2 separate regions of the Homo sapiens genome follow, and region 2 is linked to region 1. The links are chromatin loops, found by intact Hi-C in ENCODE. Cell type or tissue: PC-9. All regions are shown on one strand.

Region 1 (8,000 bases):
GAGTGGAAGATGCCTGGGGTACCTCATGTTCCTGGAGGATACTAAGACATTCTGCCAAGAATCCAATGAGCCATGGTTCAAGCCTTGCCTGCATGGCTTATGTTGATATGTGCAAGACCATAAGGGTGCCATGGCAGATTTGTTCCCCTGCATTATTTTGAAAAGAAGGGTAATATGTGTTGGGAGGTTAAAATAAAATTTTGCCACTATAATAACCAGTCCAAAACAACTCCAGGGCTTCAGTCATCTGGGAAAATGGTCGGTAGCTGGCCAGTGGGATCCCTTACCCAAGTAGACATTTCTAGACATTCCCACATGTCTGAAGGGTTGGCATTTTGGAGGGCACATATCCAAGATTTGTGGCTGGTATTTTGTGTAGATGTGGCAGACACTTAAGGGCACTGAGAGTGACAAAGCTGACTTTTACATCAATCTCAGAGCAGGGGAGGGTAGGGCTGAGCAGGATCACAGCTGAATCTGAAATACTTTCCTGGGAAACCCCCACCCTCTCCTCAGGTGTGTGTCTTGTGTTCACAAGGATGATACTGGGATCCTGGTATTTGGGGGTTTCATCTGAGAGACCCTCACACAAAGAACTTTCTGGCACTCTGCTGTTCTGATGTGGAATAATCCTGAAAGTGCGATGCCAGCCACGCCACATGTCACAATGAGAACACAGAGAGAGAGGGGAAAAGAGAGGGTAAGACAGGTGGTGGGAAGTGGATGGCATGTATCAGTGGCTCACTTGGGATTTAATTCCTGACGTCAGTAAGCTTCAGGAGAGCTGAGACCTGCGGCCAGCTACAAACTCTTAAATCTTCCCTCTTTCCAAGACAGAGCTGTATTAGTCCATTTTCACACTGCTATAAAGAACTGCCTGAGACTAGGTAATTTATAAGGAAAAGAGGTTTAATTGACTCACAGTTGTGCATGGCTGGGGAGGCCTCAGGAAATTTACAGTCATGGTGGAAGGGAAGGGGAAGCAAGGCACGTCTTACATGGAGGCAGGTGTGTGTGTGTGTGTGAGAGAGAGAGAGATAGAGAACTTTAAAAACCATCAGATCTCATGAGAACTCATTCACTATCAGGAGAACAGCATGGGGGAATCTGCCCCCATGATCAAATCACCTCCCACCAGGTCCCTCCGTTGACACATGAGGATTACAATTCAAGATGAGATTTGAGTGGGGACACAGAGCAAAACCATATCAAGATCCAAACTCACCATCTCAATAAGGGAAAGGCTGGGGGCCCCTAAACTTCTGTCCTCAGAAGGGGACCCCTAAACTCACTTCACCCTTGGGCTTGAAGTAAATTCTGGAATGGGACTAAGATGAATCAATTAACGTTCTTCCCCTGGGCTTTCTTGAGGGGGGATGCCAAAACTCTGAAAAATCAAGATAAATATTATTGTAATGGAATAGTTTACATGTCAAAACCAAAGCAAGAAAATCCACAAATAACAAAATGTTAAATCTTTAAGGACAGGATCTGTCGTTGAGATTGATGCCTCTAATTTCCTGATTGCTAAACCAATCCTATTCTTAAAAGTACTATGATGAGAACCATGGCTTATTAAAAAAACAAAAAACACCCATCGTGGTGGCTCATGCCTGTAATCCCAGCACTTTGGGAGGCTGAGGCGGGTGGATCATGAGGTCAGGAGTTCGAGACCAGCCTGGCCAAGATGGTGAAACCCCATCTGTACTAAAAATACAAAAAAATTAGCCGGGCGTGGTAGTGGGCACCTGTAATTCCAGCTACTCGGGAGGCTGAGGCAGAGAATTGCTTGAACCTGGGAGGCAGAATTTGCTGTGAGCCGAGATCGTGTCACTGCACTCCAGCCTGGGTGACAGAGCGAGACTCCGTCTAAAAACCACAACAACAACAACAACAACAAAAACACAAAAAACAACCCTAACGAACTAATTTATATCAGAAACAAACCTGTGATATATTTTCTAAAGCAACTGAACAAGATTTTCACAATATTCAATCATCTGAATAGATACTATGTCTGAGTCATTGAGGGGAATGCCCAACTGAGTTAACAGGAATGATCAAACCCGAATTCCCAAGGCAAACCCTTTTGGGGTTCATAAATCCAGCCCCCAGAAATCTTGCAAATTGCCCTCTTTGGGTCGACGCCTGCCCATCTGTCAACTCGGGATCCTCACTCTTTCCTCTGTCCCAAAGGACCCTCCTCTGTGTCTTGCAACACGTTCCAGAAGAGAAGGGTATTTCTCAGGTCTGCAGAAACCCAAAGAAGAAAATTCGTGTTATGATCTGAAGGGAGATGAAAAGCATATTTTAGCAGGGCATTGCAAATGCATTCCGTGCTCATGACAGAAGCATCCAAAATACCTACATTATTTAGAAAGCTGCAGGAGAGGGAAAAATGAATGCAGAATATGTGAACGATTCATTTTGTTTTTTAAAAAATGCAGCCGAGCCAGAAAAAGCTTCACAAATGATCCAAAGACAATATAAAATCTCTTCTGTTTGCAAAGTCAACACGGTAAAGAGATGATTAAACGAAAGCAAACCTGAGACTTAACCTTAAAGGAATTGAGCATTTTAATTTTTTAAAAGGTGGAAAAAATGCCATAAAAGCATGTCTGAAGGTTAAGGAAACTGTTATTAAAATGAGAATTATGAGCTCGGAGCTGTTCGCAGCTCTGTCCCTGGAGTGTGAAATTAGTGACTGAAGGCAGATTTCACAGGCACTTCGTTGGAGCGTGTTGGTGTGGCAGTGGATTTGTGATGGGGCCTCGCCGCCAAGTCCTGCCCACTTGCAAGCTGCTGTCGTTATTCATGCACAGCACAGATAATCATGAATGTCTGGAGCATTTTGCATTTATGTTGAATGCAGCCTCTCTCCTTCCCAGCCGGAGTGAGTTTCGGGCTGTGTGCACGGGTGAAGTGCAGGGGAGGAAGCAGCTGCAAGACCAGCATTCCCACCAAGGCCATATTTTCTCTTTGAAGAAAAAAATCCTTCCATATGGATTACATTCAGCAGAAATGTTGGAAAATATATAGAAAATAGGAATATGGTTTAAATTTTAAACCTTAAAATAGCTCCAAGGGCAACAAGGAATTCTCTGGGTCTGGGTTTCAGGTCTGAAACAATTGATGCTAATGATGTCCACATTCCCCATCACACCGTGATTTTGGAAAGTTGGTTTGGGGAAGTTTAACAGAAGAGAGAAAACTCAGGAAACAGTGAATTGGGAGAAGTTGTTGCATTTCCTCATTCTCTCTCCGTCTGTCTCGTTCTCATCCACTTAGTCACACACGGCAACCAAGCAAAAGTGTAAATATTACTTTTCATGCATTTATCTAGGCATAGTTAGGCAAGCAGAATTGAGCAAGGCCCCAGGTAAAGGGACCCTTTGAAGTAATAGCACTTTTTTGGCTGTTTTGTTGGTCAATTTTTGGGTGCATTATGCTTTTAAGATAGAACTTAATACCAACCATTAAAAAACCACCTCCTTTTCAAAATGAATATTCTCCCTTGTATGGCTTCTTTGGTGATGGTAAGATATTTGGCACCTCCCAAGTGTGGTTTGAACTTTGAACACTCTTGTTGAAAATGTGAGAGGAAATAAAAATCAGCTCACAGCTCTCCAAAGCATACTGCAAATTAACTGTGTATCGGGATGTTTTTCGGAACAAATAACAGAAACTCATATGGCAATTGGCTTAAACAATTACAAAATATGTTGGTTCATATAATCTAGAGGTGATCCAGCAATCCCAAGATGTCTTCACGGATCAGACCCTTTCCATCTCTGCCCTGCTGTTCTGTGTTGACTTTATCCCAAGGCTGGACTTCCTCCTGGGTGAAGAAGAAATCAGGTAACCTTTGCAAGCATTCTCAGAAGAGCAAGCAGGGAGTTTCCTAGAAACCACAAGCGAACCCATTTTTGAATCTTCTTGACCTCAGTTGCATGATATGTGTGCTCTTGACCAAAACCCTATCAATGGAATGACTGGGATCACCCTTAGAACAGTGTTGTAGCTAGGATGGGAGCAGGATGAACTTTCTTGAATCCCTGGGATGCAGGGAAAACAGGATTCCTGAAAAGTGAAGAACTGGGTGTGTGTGTGTGTGTGTGTGTGTGTGTGTGTGTGTGTGTGTGTGTATGGCATTGAAATTTTGGGTAGGCAGTCAACAGTATTCACTACACCTATCAGATTCCAAAGGTATCTTGGTCACCTTGATTAGAACTCTAAATGTGTTTAATGTGTGTATGTACGCATGTTCACATTGTGCTGAATTGGTTAGAATTTCAAATGGATTTGGCATTGTTCTGTATGGACATGGCTTCCTCTTAAAGTTCCTCAATTGATCCACAGGGATTAAAACCATTCAAACCATGGGTAACTTTGGGCTGGAGGGAATCAAATCTCTGTTCTTCTTGGGAGCTTCTTGGAGCTTCTCTGTAGACTGGCTTCCCTTGCTTTCTGGAAGCCTCTGCCCTCACTTCACTCTGTCTTGCCTATGATTTGGGCTGAGAATGGCACAGGGAAGCCTCCTCTTCACATGAATTTAAGCTCCAGAATCTACCACTTACTGGCCATGGAAGTATTGCCCGATGGCTGGACTACTCACCTACATGGAGTTGGGGGTAAGGGGTCAGCTGAATGCACACATCTTGATTCCACCCCCTCAGCTGGGCATGTGACGTAAGCATTATACACACCTCCAAATTGCTCCACCTTAGCTGAGAGCATGTCTTTCTTAACTTTGGAAACCCTAGAGCTGATAGTTGCATACTGGTCATTTAGTAATAACTCACTTAGTGAATAAATGAATGAATTTATTGACCCATGTGGTCTAGGACTAGAATGTAAACTTAATGAGAGCAGCAGTCATGTTTGTTTTTCCTCATTACAACCCCAGTGCCTAGCACAGTGTGTGGCACCCAGTAGACAGCTAATGAAAGTTATGGAATAAACAACCTGCAGGGCAGTCAGAGGATGGAGGTTGAGCACCTGGAATCAAGTCAGAGAGCAGGGTTGAATCCAGACCTCACCACTTTCTGGCTTTGTGACCCTGGGCAAGTTTCCTAAGGTCTCTATGCCTACTTTTTTCCCACCTGTAAACTGGGGATAATAAGAACACCAGATTAGAGAATAATTCCGGAAGATTTCACCAGAGAACACTTGTAAGGTACATAACCTATCGCATGGCACGTGGTAAGTGCCATAGAATTATTCACTATTATCACTTTCTTCTCCATAACCCAGCTTCCATGGCTGTAAACTTTTCTCTGTCTTGTTCACTGCTGTGTCTTCAGTATGCAGCACAGCACCTGGCATATAGTACATGCTCAGAAAATATTTGTTCAATGAGTGAATGGAATTCTGGAGACATACAAAATGAGGATGTTAAGGATTAGACCAAATAAAATCCACCATTCTAGAATTCTGTGGATTGAAATTCTAAGAGCTACTCAATGAATGTGTTGAGTTGAAAGTATTTCTTTGGTTAAATGGTAACTCTCCCCCTCCCCCATTTGTCTGAATGCCCAGATGTTGACGCACTGGGAGAATTTTGGGAGGGCACAAAACCTGTACAGGAGCCACTTCTTTCACTTTCGGGCAACTCTCCTGAGAGACCAAAATCTACCCTACAAAATCCTATATCAACCCTTTGCTTTGTCATTCCAGTTGCGATAGGCGGGAGAGAAATGTTCCGTTTTAATTCTGTGGAAGGTAAAGCAAAGCAATACCCTGGGATACTTGTAACAGTCCAAAACATTCCTGAAATAAAACATTGGTTCTCAAGAGTGCAGGAAATCTTCCATTTTCTTAACATGTGGGAAATCATTTAAAGGCAGCCATCTTGCCGCTTAATTTTGAACTTCCATTAGCCTTTAATAAGAAGATAATCAGTCACTGCAGATCTTGTCTTCCCTACCTCCATAGGAAATAGTCCTCCTGCCATTCAGAGAGAAAAACTATTTATTACATCTCAACTATGTACTTGTCAGACACCTTTCTATGCACTGGGGATGGGAATGTGAAAGTAAAGCTAATTCTTTTTTCGAAGACCCTCAGAATCACACAAAAGCCAAGGTCATGTGTAATGTGTGGCAGATGCTGTTGGTACCCTGCCCGCCTCTCCTAGGTACTCACTGTTCCTATAAATAAATGCCAGTGACATCTACTGTGAGCACCTGCGGCTCTCCGCCTAAGAACTTTCTTTGGTTGTTGGAGTGTGCTCAGCCTGTGTGTGGGGCAGGCTGGAGGTGCCAGAGAGTTAATGCCCCAGGGACAGCCCCTAATCAGTGATGGAAGTGAGCTGGTGGCTCAAAATCCCAGTTTCTTTGCCCTTTGAGTGGGATAATTCACCATGTTCTTCACAGCCTTCAACCTGAACTGCCTATTCTAGAACGTCGTGCCTATTAAGTCACCTTGGATGGTTTCCTTTCTTTTTCACATCTCAATTTCCTATTCCCCTACTGTTCCTTTTATGGCTCCCAAATAAATGACTTTCACTCAAATTTGTCTTCATGCCTGCCTCTGAGAGAACCCTACATAAGACAATCAGTATGGCTCTTCCTACTCAAGGGACGAAAATCTCAGCTCAAGGTTGCTTGAATAAAAGGATTGCTTGAATCATGCTGTGATTCACAGGAAAGCCCGGGGGACATATTGGCTTCAGGTATGGCTAGATTGAAGCACTTAATCGTGTGAACACTGAGTTTCTCTCTAATTCTGAGGTTTTCTTTCTGTTGTATTTGTTTCTTTCTCAAGTTCTATTCTGTGGTCCTAGGAAGTTTCAGTCTCTTCCTTTGGTTCAAAGGAATTGCCTGAGAATTAGCTTCACATTTTGTCAAAGTCTTTTCCAATAGCTCACATAGCAATTCTGAGTTTTGCTCTAATTTTGATTTCCTATCTATTCATTCCTTATGAATGGATTTTCCTTTATGTCCTTTAGCATACCTATAACAGCTACTATAAAATCTTTGCTAATTTGAACATATGAGTTATCTTCAGATAAGTCTCTATTCTTATTTTTTTATGTTGAGTCTTTGTCATATTTTCCTGCAATTTTGCATTATATCCAGAATATTGTGACCAATACAGTAATTCTTGATTCCGTTGTTTTCCTGTGAAGACTGTTGATTTTTTGAGCAAGTGACTAAAGTGGCTGAACTCAAATTGAAAAGATCTTGCGTTCAGTTACTAAAGGTAAAAGAAAAAAAAATGAAAAGGTTTGTGTTTCCTGGAGTGGGAAATAGCTCAAATTTCAGTTCAATTCTGTGGCAACCCTAGCTGGGCTACTTGTAGTCTGCCTACACATATGTGGTTTAGGGACCAGCTAGACATTTGAAAAGTTTATACATAAAATTTGGGGCTCCCTGTCTCTGATGTCTCTCTGCATTTGTAATTTCCCTGCTCCATTCCAGTGGCTATGGTTTCCCAGAGCCTGGTCCTCTGGTTCTTCAAGTGGGTGAGATGACTGATTTTTAGTTGGAGTTTTAGTTGTCCCTCTTTTGCAGACTGAAACCTCCTCTCAGGTGAAAATCTGTCCAAGCATCAACTCCCCTCCCATATCTGTCTGCCTTTCTTCATTGTCCTGTGCTTTCAGGTCGTTGTTTTTAAAATTTTGTCCAGAGTTTATAGCTGTTGTATGTGAGAGGACTCGCCTCCCAGAGGCTTACTTGGCCATAAAAGAAGCATAAGGCCTAGTCTCAAGATTCATTCTGATTGGACCAGCTTAGGTCACATGACTATACCTGGACCAATCACTGTAATCAGAGTAATGATATATACCAATTGGTGAGGGCTTCATTCTTGAGGCCAAGGGACGGGCCACACCAGGTCATGTGAACTGGAAATTGGGAAGGTAAACATCCACAAAAGCTAATAACGTTGAAAGAAAAGAGAATGGATACTGGTCAAGAGACTACAAAGTGCTCTGGATGTGTTTGCAGATGTTCAGCATATATTAGCATTTGTCCAGTGATGGACGTCTGACCACTGCT
Region 2 (8,000 bases), 220 kb after region 1:
TCCCATCCACCCCTGGCCTGAGGAGTCACGCCCTCGGAATTTTGCTTTTAGACTTTTACTGGGCCCAGGGTGGGTTATGAACAGAAGCAGAATGGCTACTGCCCAGCAAGGCGTGTGCTGTTCCACTCAGCTTTGACCACCCAGGATCAAGTGAATTAGCACAGTGCCTGACAAATCCTGAGGGTAGCTATTATGAATATGACCATGTTGTGTTTCCTCTCCTGTTTTCAGTTTTTGGGAGATCAGAAACTCGGCTTACCTTTGTATTCTAAGGGCCTAGAAAATTTTTGTCCTATAATTGTGGCTCAGTAAACATGTTTGTTGATTTCCTCATGAGTGAGATACTCAACAGAGCCCTCTGTAAACAGGAAAATATTTACATCATTGGGAATGCACTTGGCTGCAGTTTCAGAACACCTGACTAGCTCCGTCTTGTGCTCTTTTTAGACAGCACCTTGTCTCATTTGAACAAGACATCTGGAGCCTGGAGATCCCAGGGCTGATATGGCAACAGTGCGATGCCCCCCATGGATATGGGGTCGTTCCATGTTTCTTCCCTGCCTTCCTCAGCATGTTAACCTTTCAGCTTCACATCCGCATCCTCATGGTCACAAGATGGCTGACAAGCTCCAGCTCTCCCATCCCTAGAAAGGTAAAAGAATCAGGGTTAAAAAGCTCTGTCATGAGATTTTGTCAATTTTTATTTCAAAGTGGGCAACCGCCCAACATACTTCTCTTTACACCTCATTAGCCAGAACAGATTCACATGGCAACTCCTGCACCAGTCACTGGCAAAAGGAAAGGGTGAACCATGGTGGTTTTAAGCCAGATTAATCCTCTGTGACTGAAGACAGGCTAGCTTCTCTGAGATTTTGAGATCCCCATCTCTTTTCTTGACACAAAATTGGGGATCTCTGTGCAGAGAAGAAGCAGGAGGTGATGGCTGTTTTGTAGACCACCAAGAATGTCAATGACTACTATGACTGCTGTAATTGTCGCTAGAAGATCTTACTAACCCTATGGAAATTTCACCCCCTTATGATCAGCTCTACTGTAATAAAGTGGATGATGGTAGGACCAGGAGCAGTAGAAGACCTGGGGTATAGTCCTGGCTCTCCCCAGGCTGCAACACAGACGATGGCATTTCTAGAATGTGCTCTTGATACAGAAAGGCTGGATTCCCAGCTAAACCTTACCCTTAAGCCTGGAATCATGGCCCTAAGTGAAAACAGCTGACCTCCTTTTTCCCCCCAAATGTTGCCTTTTTTACCTGCCCCGCCCCTATCCTGTGCCCATTAAAGACTTCAGCTGGCAAAGCAACGCAAATGGCTGAGCGTCGAGGATAGAAGTGGCTGAACAGCGAGCAGAGAAGCAACTGAGCATCGGAGGTTGGAGATAGATGCAGCTAACTTCAGATACTGTGGTTTTAGAGAGGGGCCTGGCCAGAGACGGCTGGGTTCCAGGGACAGACCACCTTCCCATCCCCTTTCCAGCCTCCCTTTCCACTGAGAGCTGCTCGCTGCTCAATAAAGTCTTCTACATTCATCACCCTTCAAACAGTTCATGTGACCTGGTTCTTCCTGGTTCGTCGGACAAGAACCCGGGTGCCAAGAGGGCAAGGGCTGTCACCCTGACCCTCCACTGAGTCGGTTGGTACTTGGCCATCCCTGGACAGCAGAGCTGAAAGAGCATGGGTTGTAACACGCTTGGACTCTACTGCGGGGTCTGCACAGAGTCTGCTCCCGCCAGAGAGGAGCAGCCGGACGGTTCCAGCATGAAGAGTGGCCAGCAATAAGCTGAGTAAAACAAGCTGCTCCAGTTCCCGCCTGCGAAGGGAAGAGGTAGGGACTATCCCATCTCACTATCCCATCTTGCTCTCACTTATAAAATAGGTAGATGGTGTGTAGGCCAGAAGAGGCCCACCTTCTCAGGGGCTTGTGGAAACATAAGGTGATGTTTTTGTTGTCACAATAGCTGAAAGGCACTGCTGGCATTCCAGGGGACGGGATCAAGGACATTAAGTCTCTTGCAATGCTTTCAAATGCCAGTAGCACCTGCTGATGCTCTCTGACATTTATTTCAGCTCAGAAAGCCTCCCCCATTCCTCCTTCCTCCCCATCCCTCCTTCCTCTGTGGTCCCAGCTTACGCCAGTCATCGCCAGCCACTTGCCCAGCTAGGCTCCTGCGGCAGTCAAAACCCCATCCTCATGCCTAGGAACCTGCTGAGACTTACCAGAGGCCACCAGGACCGAGAGGAGCTGTGGGTATTCTCAGGCAGATGAAGGCAATGTCGCGCCATATCCCAGCCTGTGCCCACCCTCTCTGCTGCTGGACTCAGCTCCTGGCGCAGCAGTCACTGGGGTGTTCCCAGCATCTGCCTGGACTGTTCAAGGGCTGCAGCACCCAGTTCCGAGCTAGGGCTCATAATTCAGGTCTACAGAGGTGGAAATTCAGTCCTCTGCCTCTCCTTGCTTCTTTCTGCTTCCAGGACACTGGGCACATTCTTACTTACGAACTTTCCTCCAAGGTGTGATCATGTAGAAGTTGATCATTTATTCATGAGAGCAGATTTTTAGACATGAAATTTCAAAATCACATTTAAGACATATTGCAGATAAGGTCTGCCATTTCCTAGTGTTTGCAGAGGCGGCAGGATGATCTTCAAGTACCTAGCTGGGTGTGGAGGGAGGGCGATGCCCCAGTGCAGACCAGAACTAGGGGATTCAGCATCCACCAGCATTGGAGCACCGTGAGCCTCAGTTCCTGACCAGTGTTCTGGCTGGTCATGACTGTGCTGTGTGGATATTTGAACATTGTCCCTGCAGACATCTCCGTGTATTTCAGGGTGTACAGGTGAAACTGTGTACTAGTCCCCACCCCCAGTGCTTTCACCTGGCATTACTCAACCCTGCCTGAGATGGTGAGTGTGATCTGGGGGAGGGGGTTGCTGGGCATTTTCACCTTGTCCCACCAGGTCCACCCACCCTTCCTCCCTCCCGCTCTCTGTCCTGGGAGGCTGATACATATGTACCACAGCATGGCCCTTGTGGCCTCTGGCTTCTGGGTGTGGCTGCTGGGGGCTTTGCAGGCGGCTGCGGGAGGGCAGGGAGTTGACATCACAGACTGTGCCTGTGGGGTAAACATGGCCTGGCTATGTCCCTTGACTAGAGACCCCAGCTGCCTCCCAGGCCACGTTCTCCACTTGACTCTCCTCTCCCAGCCTATATCACCTACCCCTTCCGGGGATCCTTTGGACCCAAGCGAGCAACAGCCCCTACCTCTCCAATTCCTGGTCCCAGGCGCTTGCACTCTCCCTCCTGCTGAGCCCCTTACCACTCGCTAAGCAATCCCCATGGGCACATGCCCTCCACTTCCAGCTGGAGTCCTGGCACAAAGGGGAGTTCGATACCGACTGAGACTGAGTGTCCACCACAGAGGCAAATGGGGACCTAAAATGAAAATTCAGTTGAGTTACAGAAAAACTGAGGAGCGGTGTTTCTAACCGGCCTGGGCTTTTGGGTTGGATTCACGCCCACTGCAGCAGTGTGGACATTGTAGACGCTCTGAAGACCAGCATCCATTCCTTTACTTGGAGCACATCTAGTGGGCAACCTGACAGCGCCTTGTCATCTCCTGGGAAGCTTTAAAAATGCTGATGCCTGGGCCCCACTGCAGAGAGTGTGGGGTGCAGCCTGGATGTGGGATCAGGGGCCCCCAAGTGGTGCTAAGGAGCATCCAGGGCTGAGCCCACCAAGCCAAACGCTGGGGCTCTAGAGGCAAACACAGCCTGTCCTGTGCTTAAGGACCCCACATTCTGAGAAGGGAGGCCAAGAAGTTACTCACTGAAACATAATGTTACCAGAAAGGGGTCCCAATGCCCCAGGAGAGGGTCCGTGGACCTCATGCAAGAAAGAATTTGGGGCCAGTCCATAGAATAAAGCAAAAGCAAGTTTATTAAGAAAGTAAAGAAATAAAAGAAGGGCTACTCCATAGGCAGAGCTGTGACATGGGCTGCTGGGCTGAGTATACTCATAGTTATTTCTTGATCATCTGTTAAACAAGGCGGTGGGTTATTCATGAGTTTTCTGGGAAAGGGGTGGAGATTTCCTGGAACTGAGGGTTCCTCCCCTTTTTAGACTATATAGGGTAACTTCTGGACATTGCCATGGCATTTGTAAGCTGTCATGGTGCTGGTAGGAGTGTCTTTTAGCATGCTAATGCATTATAATTAGCGTATAATGAGCAATGAGGACAACCAGAGGTCACTTCCATCCCCATCTTGGATTTGGCAGGTTTGGGCTGGCTTCTTTACCACATCCTGTTTTATCAGTGCAATCTCTGTGACCTATGTCTTGTGCCAACCTTCTATCTTATCCTGTAACTAAGAATGCATACACTCCTAGGAATGCAGCCCAGTAGGTCTCAGCCTTATTTTACCCAGCCCCTATTCAAGATGGAGTTGCTCTGGTTCAAGTGCCTCTGACAATCATGGGGCAGGTGTCCAAGTGGAAGGGCGCTCTGGGGGCTCTGAGAGCCCTGAGAGGCGCTGGCCCTGTGACATGGAGAATGGGTTGGGCAACACTTCTTGGAAGTAACAGCGTCAAGCCCTGTAAGCCAGGTGAAAGAGGGAATGGAGAAAGGCACTTCAGTTAAAGGGGGCAGGAAAGGCAGAGTTCCCCAGGGGTGGGTGAGAACTTTCTGGAGTGTCCGTAGACTCTGCTTAAAATCCTGCTGGGTCTTCCCAGAGTACTTAGAAGAAAAAAAAATTCCCAGCCACAGACAGCCATGGCGTGGCCATTGCCCACCTCCAGACCTCCTCCCCAGCCACAGAGCTCCACCATGCACAGCTTGTGTGTGTTAAACACATCCAAGCCTCAGGGCCTTTGCACCTGCTATTCTCTCTGCCTAGAGTGCAGTCCCTTCCTGCACCCCCACCTTACTCCAGTTAATTTTCAACATTCAGACTGATCTCGGTGTCTTCCCTCACTGAGGGACATCACCCCACCACCTCACCACTAAACTCCTCCCCAATCTGTTTTTTTTAAGTTTTGAGACAAAATCTCACTCTGTCACCCAGGCTGGAGAGCAGTGGTGCAATCTTGGCTCACTGTAACCTACGCCTCCCAGGTTTAAGCAATTCTAATGCCTCAGCCTCCTGAGTAGCTGGGACTACAGGTGCACCCCATCATGGCTGGCTAATTTTCCTCCCCAATCTGAAAGTGCCTGCCCACCACCCCCACCCTGTTACCGTTGGCCACATCTCCTTGGTTATGTCCTTCAGAGCATGAATGTCTCATAATGCAAATTTACGCTTCTCAAAACAAAAGAGCATCCAGGGAGCATCTCCCTAATCCAAAGGGATGCTTTGTGAAGGTGAGTTTTGAACTGTGTGGCCTTGTCAGGGGCATTCTGAGGGCCTGAGAGGTCTTCTGCAGCACCCCCTGAGGGTCTCTGGTCATTGTGAGGCTGCTCTTTACTGGACAGCAGATCGTATGATATGACAAAGAGGAATTTTGTTTTTTTAACAATGTGCAGTGACAGGTTTATCTAGTGAGTAAAATAAAGGCCATGTTTTGCACTTGACTTTGTCATTGTTCCAATTCATGGTTGTTTGGCTGCCAGTGAAAGAAATCTAAACAATGGCTAAGACAATGAGAGTTTCACTTGTCTTACAAAAGGGAAATCTGCAGTCAGCATCCAGAGGTGGTATGTAGGCTCCATGTTGCCAAGAGGAAGATGGGTGCCTGCTCTTGTTCTACTCAGCCTCGTTATGGGCATGTTCCTCATGAGCATAGGTGGCTGCTGGTGCACATGCAGCTGACTCTGGCCCCTTCACTTGGCAACACTCACTTACGTCTCCTTGGTCACCTGCTTTGACTTCAAAGATGGCAAGGCTTTTTACAAGCATGCTACTGAAACCACCTTTGCAAAAATTGAGACAGTGAGAAAATTTTGACAGTGAAGAGATCTGACCTAACCAACCTCATTGTGCCTTTAACCTCCAAACTGCCCTTGGTCATTCCTGGGTGTGGGACGAGCTAACTTTGGGAGAAATTCAGTTTGTAGTTTAACCTTAAAACCAGGATGATAATAGCCCTTTCTCAAAACTAAATCATCAGGTTAGGATTATGAGAGGGGCCTGAATCTGCTGAGATGTAAGCATAGTTAAAGGATACCCACCTTTGTTCCAGAGGTCACAAGATTCATAACTTCCCCAATTACTCCTGCAGATAACATGACTATTGTAGAATCTAAGATTGACCTTTTGAGACGTCTTTTCAGACTTTTGCATTTCTGAAGACCGGATGACTCTGCCTGGACCCGAGACTTGTGACCCACTGGGTCCTGTGGCCCCACCCACAAGCAAACTCAACACACCAGGACCATTTCCCACACCCCTATGATTGCATCCCCAACCAATCAGCAGCACCCATTCCCTAACCCTCTTCCCACAAACTATCCTTGAAAATCCCTAAGCCCTGAATTTGCAGGGAGGCTGATGTGGGTCATAATACAACTCCAGTCTCAGCTGGCTCTGCATGAATTAAACATTCGCTATTACCATTCTCCTGTCTTGATAAATCAGCTCTATCTGGGCAGCCAGCAAGATGAGCCTGTCGGGTGGTTACACTACTTAGATTTAAATATCAACATATTCAGCTAAAAGAGTTGAAAGCAATTGCCCGAGTGTGGAAAAAAGGGGGGGAGGGCAAAGAGAGTGAGAAAATGCTTTTTTAGTAAGAAACCTTATAGAAGTATTTGCTAATCTGTTTGTACATCCCTTGGATTAAATAAATAGAAAAAAAAAAAAGATTGAAGTCATCTGTGAAGTGGCTCTGCAGCCAGTCTTGTCCCTTCCTCCTAGGGGATGGGCAGCAGCTCAGATCCAGGGCCCTCTTCTCCATCTTCCTCCCCCTCCTCCCTCCTCATACACAGTCTGACTGCAGCTTCCCAGCTGGAGCAGAAAGCAAAAGAGAAGTGATTGTACCTAATCACCTAGGTCATTTTCTCAGAAATTGCTTTCTTTTTCACCTTTTTTCATGAGGAACAAAAAGGAACAGGAGAGGCAGCCCAATTGCTGTTCCTGTGAGCTCCGGCTCTCCGCAGGGGGCTGGCCTGAAAGGGCAAATGCCTTTGGAGCAGGCTTCAATCTTCTCTCCCTCTGGAGAGAAGCCTGCCTCAATGCTACTCTACAAAATGAAATGGCCACTTGTGGGGAGGCAGGCAAGTCCGGGCAAAATGCTTTTCACATAAGCATGAGAGAGAAAGAGAGAGCGAGCAAGAGCGCGCACAGCTGCTAACCCGGGTGAGAAGCCCAGATCAACTTCCATTAACTCCTGTGGCTCCAAGTCTTTGAAAGTGTGTCCAAGCTGGACTCACATGGTGATGCCAAAAGTTGACTCTGAGGACTGGAGTTTGAGCCCAGCTTGGGTCTAACTTGCTGTGCAGTCAGGGAAAAGTCATGTAACCTCTCTGGACGTCATTTCTGCATCTGTCGAAGGAGGTGGAAGGATTTCTACTCTGAACGCTGAAAGGGGCAATAGGAAAAGAAAATGAAACCATCGTAATCCCCCCATTTGTAAATTTTGTTAGGGGATATTTGCAACATTTTCTTGGGCTTTATGTCTCAGACAAATGTTCCTTATGTTAGCTCTTAAATAAGGCTGATGTGCTATAATCGTTTCCTTCTTGTCAGTGGTGTACATGGGAGTGATAACTGTGTAACTGAGCATGGTGGCTACTGCTTGGGGAAGGAGGGACATGCACTTGGAGGCAGGTACTCCAAGGGTTTGGCAGCACACACGCAGAGGGCTTCAACCCTCTCCTCATGTCTGGAAGCTAGAAACATGGATATTCATGGTAATATTTTTCATGCCTTTTGTATGTCTACACTGGAGTCATCTACACTGGAGTCTACCAACCTCAGCACTGTTGACATTTTGGGCTGGTTGATTCTCTGTGGTGGGGCTGTCCTGGGCATTGTAGGATGTTTGTCGGCA

Evidence for each region. Peaks named below come from ENCODE experiments on the same cell type or tissue, not always from the same donor. Only the 100,000 strongest peaks of a DNase experiment are listed, where the experiment ranks them.
Region 2: a loop joins it to region 1, with 5 times the contacts of the local background. A loop is called at or near these places in 2 of 110 quality-filtered maps.

The regions. Positions count from the first base shown.
Region 1 is chr20:47,919,164-47,927,163 of GRCh38, forward strand. No RefSeq gene overlaps it. Among named protein-coding and RNA genes, the nearest start is that of LINC01523, 60 kb to the right of the region's middle. In PC-9, no CTCF peak of the experiment used is centred here; DNase peaks (open chromatin) are centred at 2,359, 3,298 and 6,650; H3K4me3 peaks cover 505 bases; H3K27ac peaks cover 5,128 bases.
Region 2 is chr20:48,135,288-48,143,287 of GRCh38, forward strand. No RefSeq gene overlaps it. Among named protein-coding and RNA genes, the nearest start is that of LINC01522, 150 kb to the left of the region's middle. In PC-9, no CTCF peak of the experiment used is centred here; a DNase peak (open chromatin) is centred at 4,334; H3K27ac peaks cover 757 bases.